Regions from separate parts of the Homo sapiens genome. Here region 2 is linked to region 1. A link is an interaction called in ENCODE POLR2A ChIA-PET data of the cell type or tissue named here. Cell type or tissue: Panc1. All regions are shown on one strand. Region 1 has its middle 46 kb from the start of GRIA4. Region 2 overlaps GRIA4 (glutamate ionotropic receptor AMPA type subunit 4).

Region 1 (8,000 bases):
CCAGCCTGGGCGACAGAGCAAGACTCCATCTCAAAAAAAAAAAAAGAAAAAAAAGAAAAGTATCACAAAGAGAAAAGTACATAAAGAGGTGAGCCAAAACTTCATCAAGGAAATTGTCACTGCTGAGTCTTAGCCAAGAAGCCCAAAGCTGAGGAGAAAATAAAGTAGGAGGGTTTCTAAGAAACCTAGAAGTTGTGCAGAGCATTAGGCAGTTGCATGGTGCTGAGGAGAAAAAGTGCAGTTCAAACTAGCCAAGGTCTTAGGAAAACCCCAGTCTTTCCACTGGAACCCAAGAAGGTCTATAAACAGCAGAAAACACAAAATTTAAAAAAGACCAACTTTCACAAAAACTGAAATGAATAACCTCAATAGAAGTATGTATTAATGTAATCTGGCCCTTCCTTGACTTTCAAAAAAATAAAGTAAAATAAAAATATAAATATGCTTTAAATAAATATAACATCAATGGGACTAAAATAACAGTAAAATAACTCTGTATTTTTATACCAAATGGCTGGAATTTAATTTTAAAAAATTACCAAGCCTACTAGAAGACCAAATGACTGAAAATATTTGAGAGAAAAGCTATAAAATATAAATTAACATGCAGAGTGTATTAAGCAATTCTTGCATTGCTGCCAAGAAATGCCAGAGACTGGGTAATTTATAAGAAAAGAGCTTTAAAGTGGCTCATGGTTTTGCAGGCTGTACCAGAAGCATACTACCAGCATCTGCTTCTGGGGAGGCCTCAGGAAGCTTACAGTCATTGAGAAAGGCTAAAGGGGACCAGGAATTTCCCATGGCAGAGCAGAGGCAAGAGAGATGGGGGTGGGCCAGGATGCCACACTTTACAACAACCAGATCTCCCAAGAATGAACTCACTCATCACCAAGCGGATGGACTAAGCCATTCATGAGAAATAAACCCCCATAATCCAAACACCTCCCACCAGGCCTCAACTCTAACACTGGAAATTATATTTCCACATGAGATTTGGAGAGAACTCACATCCAAACAATATCACAGGGGAATGAAAGATATTTCTGTATCTAGGAACAGATATTTAACAAATTTTGATAAATTCATTCAAGGAAATGCATAACAGAATGAAGAATTTAAACTCAGAAATGGAATCTACTTAAATATACTCAATTCAAAATTATAGAACTATAAAATTCAATAACTGAAATTGATGTTTCTGTAGATAGTTTTAACAGAACAACAAACACAAGATGAGGTAATTAAGTTGGCAAATAACAGAAAATATCTAGACTTAAGGCTAGAGGTTGGGGGAAGATAGATAATATAGAAAAGAGTGTAAAAAATATGAGATTTAGGAAAAGTCTCACATAGATTTAATTGAAGTCCCACAAGCAAAGGGCAGGAGAATGAAATTGAAGTATCATTTTCAAGTGTTATTAAGATTCTACAAATTCAAAGGAGAATAAATAGAAAGAAAATCACACCTATACACATCTTCAACCTTCTGAAAACCAAAGACAAAGAGAAAATCTGAAAAGTGTCTGGAACAAATGGACATGTGATCTTCAAAGGAGAAACAATGAGAATGAAACTTATTTCTCAATGAAATGATAGAATCCAGAAGATGATTGAATGGCATCATTAAAAAACTGAAAACAGCAACAATATAAACCCTTATCAATCTAGACTTGTCTGCCCAGTGAACATACCCAAAATAGAAATTAAAAAGTAAAGGTTTCCTTGTTCACATTTTAAAAACTGGGAAAATTTACCACCAATTGACCGAAACTACAAAAATACTCAAGGTAATACTCTGGGCAGAAGAAAAATAATCCCAAATGGAAGGATAGAAACACAAAAAGAAATATAATACAAAAGCAATGGTAACGTGGGTAAATTTAAAGGATAAATGACTATAAAGACAATGTTCTATATAGAAAATTTAAGTACAAAGTAAAAATGACACAAAACGCATAAGGTGAAATGGCACTAAAATATTGTAACATTACTGAATTGTCTGAGAAAAAGTAAAATTACCGAATTACATTAGTCTAAAATATATTTTAATTGCAAGAAGGTCTGCTAAATGAAAGCCGAAAGTATTTAAAATTAGCAAATGAATGTGGAAATGGCATGCAACAAAATATTTAATTAGTCACAATATGATAATAAGTAAAAAGAAACTAGAGTGAAGGACACTTCTGGAATGGTGAAGTGAAGACTTCTGTTAAACTCGTCCTCTGTAAAAGCAAGGAAAACATTTGGCAAATATTGCTAGAAATAACATTTTCAGAACCATAGAAATTAACCAAAGGCTGGCTGCCCTCTGAAGATCATTTATTCAGAAACAAAACTGAACTAAACAGAACAAAAAACTGTGCTAAACCTAAGTGAAAAGAGGATTGGTAGTATTTTATTTATTTTTCTTTTTGAGGCAGGGTCTCCATCTGTCACCTTGATTGTAGTGTAGTGGTGTGACCATGGTTCACTGCAACCTCAACCTCCCAGGCTCAAGCAATCCCACCAACTCAGCCTCTCAAGTAGCTGGGACCATAGGCACATGCCACCATGCCTAGGTCTTTTTGTTGTTGATGTTGTTGGGATGGGGTCTCACTATGTTGCCTGGGCTGGTCTCAAGCTCCTGGGTTCAAGTGACCCTTTCACCTCGGCATCCCAAAATGCTGGGATTACAGGAATGAGCCACCATGCCTGGCCTTGGTAGTATTATTAATTTGATGTACTCCTATCTTCCTCTCCCAGGCCTGTGGTAACTTGGAAAGACAGCAGACTAACAATTGCAGTAGTTGTGAACAACTGCAGCCTTGCAGCTAAAGGAAGGAATAGTCTGCATGAGGAGGTCTTCAGAAAGTCCCATCCTAGAGCGTTGTCAGTATTTCATACCAATTTCTGGTCCCTGAGAAAGGCCCATTCACAGGGTGTTGTTTTTATCTGGCCTGACTCAGTTTGTTCCACCAAAAAAAAAAAAGCCCTATCACCAGGCATGTATTGAAAAAAATCAGCAGCAATTATGTAACATTGCAGCTGACTGAGACTATGATACCAGTCGAAGCAATAAGAGAGCCCCTAAAAGGAAGATTTGAGGAACGTGGTAACCATGGGGGCTTTGCAAAGTTCTGACATATTTCTGGGGACTTAGCAGATTGTGCACATGTGCAGGGCTTTGTGCAGGCCCGGAAAAATCCAAAATGCACTCCAGCCTCTCTCCATTGTCTGACCTGGAAATCCTATGCAAGTGAGAGAAAAGGCCAAGGCAGAGTTTTAAACTGTCTGAGTGTTAATACTGTGTTCTCAGACAATTTCAAGCTGACTGACAAAGGACAGAAGGAAGGCCCGCTGGTTCAAGACATTCAAGAAATCTCTGACCAATCATTAGTTGACCACTAAGCTAACCGAACATAATTAATTCTAATGTTACAGAATTAGCCCAGAAAATTCACCAAACAAACAGAAAACAAAATGAGGAGACAATCTCATTTCTAATTTCAAGAGTTGCCACATTAACTTATCTAAAATTTCCAGGTTTTAGCAAAATTGTAAGGCACGTGAAGAGGAAAGTATAGTCCCTAATAGGGGAATGAAAGAGTTCATAAAAACTGTTCCTGAGGGAACTCAGCTCCTATACTTATTGGATAAATATTTTAAATCTGTTATTATGAATACAGTCAAAGAACAAAAATAATCTATATATGAAGAATTAAGGTAATTGTATGTCTACATGAAAAGAATAAAGTTGGACTTCAACCTCAAACCATATACAAGAATCAACTCAAAATGGATAATACGTCTAAATGTAGCCATTAAAATTACAAAACTCTTAGAAGAACACAGGATTTCATCTTCATGACCTTATGTTAGTTAGTGGTTTCCTAGCTATAATTTAAAAACTCAGGAAGAAATAGATAAATGTAAGTTTATCAAATTTAAAACATTTTGCAGCTGGGTGTGGTGGCTCACGCCTGTAATCCCAGCACTTTGGGAGGCTGAGGCAGGTGGATCATGAGGTCAGGAGATCAAGACCATCCTGGCTAATATGGTGAAACCCCGTCTCTACTAAAAATACAAAAAAAAAAAAAATTAGCCAGGTGTAGTGGCGGGTACCTGTAGTCCCAGCTACTTGGGAGGCTGAGGCAGGAGAATGGCATGAACCTGAGAGGCGGAGCCTGCAGTGAGCCGAGACTGTGCCACTGCACTCCAGCCTGGGTGACAGAGCAAGACTCCGTCTCAAAAAAAAAAAAAAATTTGCTGCTAATAATAGCAACAAAAAATTCAAAAGACAACCCACAGAATAGGAGAAAATATTTGCAGATATATATCTTATAAGTGGCTTTTATCTAGAATATATAAAAACTGTCTTAATAATAAAATAAAAATTCAATTTTTTAATAGGCACAGTGTCAGAATGTATATTTCTTCAAATATAAATGACCAATAAACACAAGAAATATTACACAGATTGTTAGTCATTAGGAAATGCAAATCAACATGGTTTTATATTATTTTGTACACAGTAGGATGGCTATAATTTGAAAAACACAATGACAATCATTGGTGCAAATGTGGCAAAATTGAAATGTTTATATGTATATTGCTGGTGCAAAGTTAAAATAGCGCAGACACTTTGGAAAACAGTTTGGTAGTTCTTCAACATACTAAATATAGAGTTATCATATGTTTGGGCAATTTCACTCCTGGATAAATACCCAAAAGAAATAAAAACATACATTCATACAAAATTTATACATGAGTGTTTATAGCATCATTGTTCACAATAGCTAAAAGTAGAAAGGATTGGCCGGGCGCAGTGGCTCACGCCTGTAATCCCAGCACTTTGGGAGGCCGAGGCGGGCGGATCACGAGGTCAGGAGATCGAGACCATCCTGGCTAACACGGTGAAACCCCGTCTCTACTAAAAAAAATACAAAAAATTAGCTGGGCGTGGTGGCAGGTGCCTGTAGTCCCAGCTACTTGGGAGGCTGAGGCAGGAGAATGGCGTGAACCGGGGAGGCAGAGCTTGCAGTGAGCCGAGATCATGCCACTGCACTCCAGCCTGGGCGACTGAGCAAAACTCCGTCTCAAAAAAAAAAAAATAAATAAAAGTAGAAAGGACCCAAATATCCATTAACTGATGAACAGATAAATAAAATGTTATATAGCTACGCAATGGAGTATTATTCAGGTATATAATTAAATGAAATACTGTTACATGCTACAACATGGATGAAACTTGAAAGACATACTACTGGAAAGAAGGTAGTCACAAAAGACCACATATTGTTTGATTCCATTTAAAGACAATCTAATAGGCAATAGAGACAAAAAAATACATTAGTGGCTGCCTAGGTTTGGGTAAGTAGAGAGGTAAGATGACTGCTAATGGGTACAGGCTTCTTTTTGGGGTAATAAAAAATGTTCTACAATTAGATTGTGCTGATAATTACACAGCTCTGAGACTACCCTACTTAATTATACGTGCTAAATAGGTGAACCTTATAGCAATGTTATTAAATTATCTTTCAATAAAACTGTTCAAATCAAAAGAGGAATGTCAATGAGTGAAACAAACAACACAAATAATAAGAAGAGATATTTAAATCAAAATATATTAATAATTATATTAACTACGAATTGACTAAACAACCCACTTAATACTCAAATATTGTCAAACTGAAAAACGAAGATGAGAAATAACTTTCAATATAAGAATAGAAAAACATTGAAATGTAAAAGTAGAAAAAGATATAACTTGCAAACAAATTTGAAGAAAGTCACAGCAGGTATACTAATATCAATATAAACATAATTTAAGACAAGAAGCATGACTTGGCTAAAGAGGAACATTGTATTAAAATTTCAATGTAAAGAAGGATATAGCATTTCTGATTGTGCACGATATTGTTAGCCTCAAAATAGATGAAGTACTGAACGGAGATGTAGCTAAGTTACAACCACCATTAGAGATTTTAACCTGAAGTTCACATCACAAGTAGATTTAAAAATCAGGAAAAATATAGAAGATTTGAATAATGTGATTGAGCAATGTAACATAATTGACATGTGTAAAATACACACATATCAACTCCAGAAAACAGTTTTTGTCAAGTGCACATGGAAGATTTATAAAAAATGTATGCTGCTGGCTGGGCGTGGTGGCTCACGCCTGTAATCCCAGCACTTTGGGAGGCCGAGGCAGGCACATCACCTGAGGTCAGTACTTCAAGACCAGCCTGGCCAACTTGGCGAAACTCCGTCTCTACTGAAAGTGCAAAAATTAGCCAGGCATGGTGGCAGGCGCCTGTAATCTCAGCTACTCAGGAGGCTGAGGCAGGAGAATCGTTTGAGTCCAGGAGGCGGAGGTTGCACTGAGCCGAGATAGCGCCATTGCACTCCAGCCTGGGTGACAAGAGCAACATTCCATCTCAAAAAAAAAAAAAAATGTATACTGCCCTTAAAATATTTGAATAAAAGAAGTAATGAAGGTGTATGTTTTCCAACCACAAAATATTTATGTTAAAAATTAATAACAGAAAAATTTTAAATATGTTTAAAAGATTAGCACAACTTCTAAATAGCCTATGACTCAAATCAAAACCACAATGAAATATAGAAAGTGTTTTTTATTCACTGATGTGAAAATGTGTCGTTAAAACTTGTAGAATACAGTTTAAACTCTTCACAGATAAATATTTTTTAATCTCAAAATACATGTCAAAAAAACACCTAAAAATCAGTGGTGTAAATATTTACCTTAAGAAGTTAGGGAAAAAGCAGCAAATTTTATGCAAAGTCACTAATGACACATAAATCAAATATAAAAGTGATAATCAAAAAAGCCACAATTTGATTCTTCGAAAGGGTTGATTAAAATGGTAAGCTTCTAACAATATTAATATGTTAAAAAATAAGAAAGAATATATTGTCAATATCAAAAGTGCAAAAGAGAACATCAGTATAGATCTGACAGATTTTGTTTTTTCTTTTAGAGCCTGAGTCTTGCTCTGTCACCCAGGCTGGAGTGCAGCCGTGTGGCCGTATTTCACTGCAGCCTCAAAATCCTGGGTTCAGGAGTTCTTTCTGCCTCACCCTCCCGAATGCTGGGACTACAGGCATTCACCAGCATGCCCAGCTAATTTTTTTTATGTTTTGTAGAGATAGGGTCATGCTTTGTTGCCCAGGCAAGTCTCGAACTCGTGGCCTGAAGCAATGTTCCCACTTCAGCATCCCAAAGTGCTGGGATTACAAGTGTGAGCCACCATGCACAGTCAGAATTTAAAATGTTTATAAGAGGATACTATTTAAAACTTCATCTTGAAAATTTGAAAATTTAAATGAATTCAGAAAATTTGGTAGATAATACAGTTTACCAATATTAACAGGAAGCACTAAAAAAACTGGTCTTAATTTTATTAAAGATGGAAATCTGCAATCTAAACTTTCTCAGAAAGAAAACTTTAGATCCAGATGGCATTAATCATTCATTCTTTTCAACATTTACAGGAAGAATATTATCCAAACTATGGGGAATAAAAAGATAAAATAACCCCCATATCATTTTATGAGCAATGCATACTTGATCAAAATCTGACAAGAACAGTACGAGGAAGAAAAATTACCAGGCAATCTCTCACAAACAGATGTAATCATCCTGAACAAAGGAATAGCAATCCATATTCAGCAAAGTATAAAATGAATAATATTTCATATCCAAAAAATGTATATTCTAGAAACACAATCCATTAGAAAAATGCCTCAATGCAAATCACCACATTCATTGAATGAAGTAGAAAGATATGATTATTTCAATATATGCAGAAAAGCATTTAATAAAATACAATACCCATTTATGATTTTGGCAAAGTAGAAATAGAAGTAAAATTTTCATTCTCAAAATGAACATACAGCAAAAACTACAGTAATTATTATACTTTTAATAATAAAATATGAAAGATTTCAATCAGTGGTCAAGAAATATGACTGTTTATACTCAATATTGTACTGGA
Region 2 (8,000 bases), 240 kb after region 1:
TGCTAGAAAATAAAGTGGCCCCTTAAGTAAATCCAGGAAAATCTATTTTTCCATAACATTTAAAAGATTAATACTTTCAGAGCTACTGACACTTTTCTAAACATCTCAGAGAAGGTTTTATCATTAGCCTTTCTTTTCTTTACAATGTAAACTTTAATGTTGTATTTTGGTAATGAGAAGAAAGAAGTCCAAAATAAATCCAGGGACTATACAGAAGGCACCATATTAGAAGCATTGATACATAAAAATACCGCTGGCCAGGCATGGTGGCTCATATCTGTAATCCCAGACTTTGGGTGGCCGAGGTGGGTGGATGGCTTGAGCTCATGGGCAACATGGTGAACCCCCGTCAATACAAAAAATAAAAAGTCCGGCATGGTGGTGCATGCTTATAGTCCCAGCTACTCCAGAGGCTGAGATGGGAGGATGGCTTAAGCCCAGGAAGTAAAGGCTGCAGTGAGCCGAGATCACGCCACTGCACTCTAGCCTGGATGACAGAGCAAGACCCTGTCTTGAAAATAAATAAATAAATAAAACAAATGAAAAGAAAGAAAAAAAGGAAATAGTATAGCATTTGTGTTTAGGTGAAAAACAAGGCGTAAGCAAAGCCCGCTAACAATACAAGGGTATGGAATTAAGGTTTATGAGTAATGTACTCCTTTTAGAAGAGAATTGTGGTGTATGTGTAACTTCTATAAAATCAAAGTATTTTGGTTCCACAAATATAAATAATCAGGAAGCCTGATTATATAGTTAGCATTCGGGCCTAAGGTTACACTCTAGCTTTCAAATTACCACGCCCTAAAATCTCAACTCTCATGTGTTTTTCTTGGAATACCACCTGCCATATTAAAACTTATTCCCCAATTTCACCTCTAATTCATTCTAGTCACTCAAGACTGCAGTGTCCTTCCCATCTGATTCTTTGTTCTCATAATCTGGCTAAATGTCACCTTAAATCAACTTAATCGTGCTACCTTTTCTGAAACTATAATGAGTTTCTTTGTGTCTTGTTCATTTCTCTTTTGTAGGACTTGTAATCAGTACCACACCATTGGCAAGTAATTGTATGCCAAGTTCTGTTGTTCACTCTTGGCTTTATGTGCTCTACAACAAGAGCATAAACTCCATAACTGCTTGCCTTTTAGGGCCTAGCACAGAGCTCAATGTATTTAATTACTTGATTGCTGATTCAAATTTAAACAATGGAAATTACATACATTTTTGGAATGAGCTGATGCCAAGTTTGAATTCTGCCTCATCTATGTATTCATTTATTGAGCAAATATTTATTGAGCACCTACTATGTGCCAGGAACTATCCTAGATTCAGCAATAATAACACTACTAAAATCAATAACAATATGCATATATATAAAACCACACATAGACATAAACACACACACATACACACACACACATGCACAAGACAACACTTCCTATAGCCATGAAGCTTACATTCAAGTAATAGAAGTGGACACTTAAAAAGATGAATTAGATAATATCATAACAAAGAAACATAAGTAAAGCAGGGAACAAGGATATGAAGTATAAGATAAAGGAAAAGTTGAATCACATGAGAAGGTATATTTAACAAAAGACCTGAAGAAGGTGAGGGAGTTATTCCTGAGGACTTCTGTGGAAGAGATTGTTGGGCAGGAGGAACACCAAATGCTGATACCCTGAGTGAGCAAGCAGCTTCTTTACAGTGTTTCAGGGAGAGTGACAAAGCCAAAGTGGGTGGAAAGAGGGAACAAAGATAAAAAGAGGAGAAAAGGATCTCAGGCAGGTAATGGATGCTACATTTCTTGGAACTTTGCAAGCTTTCATTCTGACTAAGAAAAGGAGTGACATAATCTGACATATTTTAGGATCTGTCTGTATACTAATTAAGAATGGGTGTGGACAGAGACACAGAGGCCGATTAGGAGACTGTGGCAATAATCTAGATGAGAAGATGGTTGAACTGGCACTAGGAGTGGTGAGAAGTGGTTGAACTCAGAATATGTTTTGAAGGTACAGACAACAGGATTCTGAATGTGACAGAAAGGAAGGAGCCAAAAACCGTGCTAAGCTTTTTGACTCTAGCAACCAGAAAACAGAATTGTCATTACTGAAATGAGAACAGAGGAAAGAATATTGGTGGGAAGTCAGGTAGTGCTCAGGTTTTAACATATTAATTTTGAAGTGCTTATCATTAAACCTCCTACTGAACATATGAAGTAGGCAGTTAGATATGTTGGTATGGAATTCAGAGGAAAGTTATTAGTATTAAGATGGTATTTAACTCATCCCCAGAGAGTGTTAGTTCATAGATAATGAGAGAACAACAAGAGAAATCCAAGTTCTAAACTCTGCCCTATGGCACTCTGATCCTTAGAGATGGTTGAGATGAAAAGGAACCAACAAAGAAACCGAGAACAAGAGTAGCTAGAGTAGCTAGCAAGGTAGAAGGAGAACTAGGTGAGTATGTTTAGATGCCAAGTATCAAATGGTTTTAAGGGAAGAGTGATCAGTGTGGTCAAATGCTAAGGAATGGCCACTGGATTTAACAGCATGGTGATCACTGGTGACCTTCTCAAGAGCAGTTTCATTGAATAGAGTAAAAACCTAATCTGAAGGTGTGCAAGAAAGAGCAAAAAGAAAGAAACTGAGGATGGCAGGAATAGAGGACTCTTTCAAGTAGTTTCGATGTCAAGAGGATGGGAATGAGTCAGTTGCTGGAGGGAAAATGGGATTAAGATGGGAGAAATTACAACGGGTATAGGGTGATGCAATAATCAACAAAGAAGATGATGATGCTGGAGACAGAGGAGAGACTATCTGGAAATGTTCTTTAGTAGATAATAGCAGATGGAACCCAGGGTAGACATAAAGGATTTGGCCTTAGGATTCACTCATAGTAACTGAATATTATTATATTACTATTTTATTACTATTTAGTTACTGTGTGGAATATTTGCATGAACAGATATAGTGGTAGGAATTTTTAGAAGTTCTCCTATGAAGGCTTCAATTTTTAGATGAAGCATGATTCAAGGTCATCTGCTGAAATCAAAGATGTAGAAAAGTTGAGGAAAGAGAAGAAAGGATTAAAAATCATCTAGCAAATTAAGAAAGGGAATGGACTAGGAACATAGAGTACAGTTACCAGGGATCATTTAGTATTTAAAGGCAGAATAGTTTGTTTCACTTTCTCTAGTAACATTCAGCTGTTAAGACGTAGGCTCAGAGTAACAAAGAACTGAATTTAAGCTGGATTGGAATTTTGCCAAATGAATGTGATACATTGGAGAGGGCAAAGGAGTTGAGGGTTTATGCGTGCATGATTATGATTACCCATAAATTTTAAGCTGGCTTAGAAAGCAAGAAAACACATAAAGACAATGAAAGATAGAACAAAAAAAGTAGGTCCAATAGATTAATGGTTCTAGTGGGATCAAAGGATTCTTAGAGTATAGCTCTAGAGGCAATTGGTCAGAGGGTAAGTGATTGAAATGGAGATTATGGAGAACTGCAGTTTTTGCCAATGTCAAAGGTATAAACATGAGAGTGAGTGACTACAGTGTGAAAGGGTGAAATCAAGAGAAATGACAAAGAGGAAGTTACACATAGCTTATGTAAATATTGAGACTACCATTTACTAACTAACTTTTAGCAAGTTATATTTTCTAAGCCTCAGCTTCTTTATAATTAGAATGAGGACAGTAATTGCCTCATTAGCTTAAAGTGTGGCTGTGAAGACTCCTAATGATAATGTGTCAAGGTACCTATGCCTTGGAACACTCAGTCTAGACTTTTCAAATTATGTCAAATTTAAATTAGGGGACAAGGATTGTTTCTCAAAACAAAAATACATAAAATTAATATAGACTAAATATTAAGAATTGTTTCAGCATATTTAAATTCAGACATGACTAATCAATTAAAATAATTGATGCATTCTGAATGAATAAGAAGTCAAATATTTATTCCTAAATCATCTTCTTCATTTATTTCCATAGTAAGCAAACTGTCCAATCTCGTTTTAGTTTTGCAGCATGCAAGACTCATCTAAGCCACTAATTTACTTCTGCTACATTAAAAATTTTAATTTTAAAAATAACTTTAAGATTCATTCTAAGATATAAATAAATAAATTAACAAGGTTTTCTTCCATGAATGAGCTTCTTAATATTAGCCTAGAATCATAAAACACATTTAAAATATAGGATAGGTGCTTTTTAGGAGATAGATATTATACAGGAAGTCAACTCAGAACCTAAATCAATTAACATAAAGTATAAATTAACTAAATACAGCATGGTATTAACAGTAACATAAATCTAACTTTCCTAGTAATTTATCACAATAGAAACATTAAATCCTAATAAAATTGAGCTATTTTGTTCAGGAAAACCCAGAATAACAACCTTAGAGAATGAAATTAGGAATAAACTAAGGATTTGGAAAACACAAAATCTTATTTCTTAAAACTCAGAGAGAAAAAAGGAAGAAACTGTATTTAAATGTATCTACCTGTTGAAATATTTAAATATTTAATATTTAAAATGATGAATCAATTTAAGTATGTGTGAAAAATACAGAAAAATTAGATTGTGATATTGAATGTTAAGCCTCAATAAACTTCAGGACAACAAATATTGAAAAACATGCAGGAAATTAGGATTATAAGAATGTAGGTTTTATTTTAATAAAGATTAGAAGTAGAGAGAAAAATGAACATTTTAACAGAAAAAATAGAAAGTAATATGTTTATCTGAAATAATTACTTTCTGAATAAAAAAGTGCCAAATAAACTTTGAAGAAATTCAGAAATATCTCTAACTTCAGAGCATAAGTGAGTTCCATTAAAGTTAGAGACATAATTTTTTATTTCAACTATGTTATTTTTAATGAGAAAAATCTTCCAATTGAAAACTTTGAGTTAAAAATAATAGCCACTACCATTTACTACCATTTACTGTCTACAATGTACAAGTACTATGCTCATTGTTGGTGAGGTCAAACTAGGGAAAAAAACTGTAGAGAAGCTGAATTTGACTAAAAATAAGACAGGATTTTCTAACAATAAGTGTTATAATGAAAATGGAATTGAGTTCCTTGGTAGATATTGTGCTTCTGATCACTGAAGGTATTCAAGCAAAGATTTCATGATATCTAACTAAAATACTTTGTAATACCAAGAAGAGTATGACACCTAGAGATGAGTCACAAAGGAAAAGACATGAAGGATAGCAGTATCACAAAGCAAGGTTGAAGAAAAGGCCAGCATCTGGGATGCCAATTTGAGCAGGACATGGCAGTAATTACTGGAGATCCAAGTAAGGGGATGAGTTAACAAAGGGCTAAATTGGCAGGCAGCCTGACTGGGTCCAGATGGGCAGATGCGGCCACATCAAAGAGACTCATCAGTTTAGTCAGTGACCCAAAGCAAACTTATAAGCCCAGGGCATCTGAGTTCTAGAGGCTGGTGGTGAGAGAAGAGAGCAGAAGAACAGAAATTAGCCCAAAAGAGGCTGGAATTCAAGAACAAGATTTCATCTGCTGGTAGAACACCAAAAGCAGAGCCCGCCTGACAGTGCTGGACCAGGAGATGTTGAAACAGAGCTTCCTCTATGCATTCCTATTTAAGAACTGAATCAACCTCTCAGATTTAAAACCATCAGAAATAACTAAGTACTCACAATATGAAGATGAGTAGTTATACCTTGATAACAAATAAAATCCAAACACTTGATTAACCTCTTCAATGACCTAGCTGTCAAGATGTAGAAAGTATTAGTTAATTGAACTTTGGGCACAAAATGAAGAAAAGATTTTGAAATGCAACCAAGCTTAATATCAAAAAAGTAATTTATAACTATTAAACTTCTCAGTCTATTTTCTCACTTACTCAGCAATTTAGTGAATCTATTGAAAAGTTTTCTGGATATTGCTTACTATTCAGTTCAAAATTTTTACAAATAAAAATATTGAGTATTTCTTTAATGTTTGGCAAGATTTTTTTACAGGAATATAGAATACATCTCTTCCTAGGCTATATCCTACAAGGTAGTTAATTACAAAGATTATGTCATTGAAAAAAACAACATTTATTTTTTATTTGTTTATTTCAAAACATATTGTTATACTTTTAAAATTTACATTAGGTTTATTTCACTTACATTAAGAATATAAATATTATAGATATTATGTAATATTTTATACACATATGCACACATATATACTAAAATCTTACAATAGTGCTATTCAATATAGAATTTAATTAGGTATATCTTAAATTTATCTTTGACTTAAATCACAGTAACTAACATTTGAAATTTTTAGGCAAGACCTTTCAACTCAAAAGAAATGTGATCTACCAGGTCACAGGAAATATAGATATGTCTACTTGTCTTTTATTACATTAATATCTCCGTGTTAAAATGTGTATTGAGCCAAGCACACTGCTTGTATAAAAATCACTTATTTTTATACATCTAATGGGACTGTTTAATGGGACCTTTTCATTTACCATTTCTTAGACTGTTCTTATATATAGTATCTCTGTTAATAGTTACCAAATTCTTGCAGGAGGCAAGGGAGATATTAGTTCCATGTTAGAGAGAAGAAGACTGCAGCTCTGAGAATTTAGGTTATTTGCCACTATGAAATTTAGATATTCTCTTGGCTAATGATATATTGATGTTCACCTGTATAAATAAATATATCTTCAATGTGCATATATACATATAAAATTTTATATAGATGAGAGTCTCACAGGTTACATTAATGTGCTTCATAAGGTGGAACAAAAGTTATTAATTATACATATTAATGTGAAAATTACATTACACTAAAAAGTTAACTCTTTTAACTGTATTAAGGCATAACTGAAGTAATTAAATCAATAGGCTCTTCTGAGAAATATTTTAGATCAATGTTCATGAACAGATCAATAAATTGATGTGCTATTTCTATCATAATTCCATTTTTAATTAGTTAAGCAACACACATTGTATATCTTCCAGATAAAGAACACTTCATGAGCTCCTAATGATCCTTGCTTAGAACCTCAAAAATGTAGGAAAGGTGGCCGAGTTCTCAAAGTAAGCTTCTGATATAGTTGGTAAATTGAATAGATAGGTGATTCTGATTGGTGCTATACCAAAAAAAAAAAAAAAAAAGAGAGAGAGAGAGAGAGAAGAGCCATGATTACTAGTATCTTGGAGGTTACAGTTGAGACTAGCTCTCACTTTTACATTTGACCTTTCTTAGATTTGAAAAAAAACAAAAGGTAAATTTGAAGAGGAGAAGAATGAGGAATTTGGGCATAGAAAATTAACAGACCTGTTCATTTGCTATATATGATTGGAATTTTATTGTAGGATGCATTATTACCTACTTATGCTTGATGCTGCATTTATTTAACATGCAGATTGGTAATCTAGTGGCTCTCATTTATATTACAAACAGAAAATGTTAACATCCTAATTGATAGATTTACATGATATGACATTTCATCATAGTTTTTCTTAGCCTTTGAGGCATATAAACCTGATTATTAAAGACATGTTATGATGTAAAGCTGTCTTTTTGTTTTCCGTAATAAATAAGTGTAACTTCATGAACATCAAATGTTCTTGCTTCCAATTTATTAAAACACACAAACACACATGCACACACACACACACACACACACGCACTAGACCACTGGACCATCCTCAGGAAATGACACATATGACACATCTCCATGTTAAAGGAAAAAAGCAGAATCCCCCACTTAACAAGTTTATAAAACTATGCATTGTATTGAAAAAGAGATAAAATGAATTCTAGTTAAGTTGTATACTCCTGCACAGAAAAATGACAGTAGACATAAGGCAGCCTTGATAAAGACTGTTAAAGTTTCAAGAAGGTAAATAAGTCACAGCTAACAATAGTTGGTTGGAATGAAGGGAAAAATTATTATAAAAATAAATTTATTTTATATGGATGATTGCACAATTTTAAAATTCT

The links. ChIA-PET counts read pairs that join two places held together with the same protein. Peaks named below come from ENCODE experiments on the same cell type or tissue, not always from the same donor. Only the 100,000 strongest peaks of a DNase experiment are listed, where the experiment ranks them.
Region 2: POLR2A ChIA-PET joins it to region 1 with 16 read pairs; 2 of 35 experiments call an interaction of 5 or more read pairs at or near these places.

Annotation. Positions count from the first base shown.
Region 1 is chr11:105,560,418-105,568,417 of GRCh38, forward strand. No RefSeq gene overlaps it. Among named protein-coding and RNA genes, the nearest start is that of GRIA4, 46 kb to the right of the region's middle. In Panc1, no CTCF peak of the experiment used is centred here; no DNase peak of the experiment used is centred here.
Region 2 is chr11:105,796,695-105,804,694 of GRCh38, forward strand. All of the region lies in intron 4 of GRIA4 (glutamate ionotropic receptor AMPA type subunit 4), which reads left to right. Among named protein-coding and RNA genes, the nearest start is that of GRIA4, 190 kb to the left of the region's middle. RefSeq lists an enhancer at 3,214-3,717. In Panc1, no CTCF peak of the experiment used is centred here; a DNase peak (open chromatin) is centred at 3,492.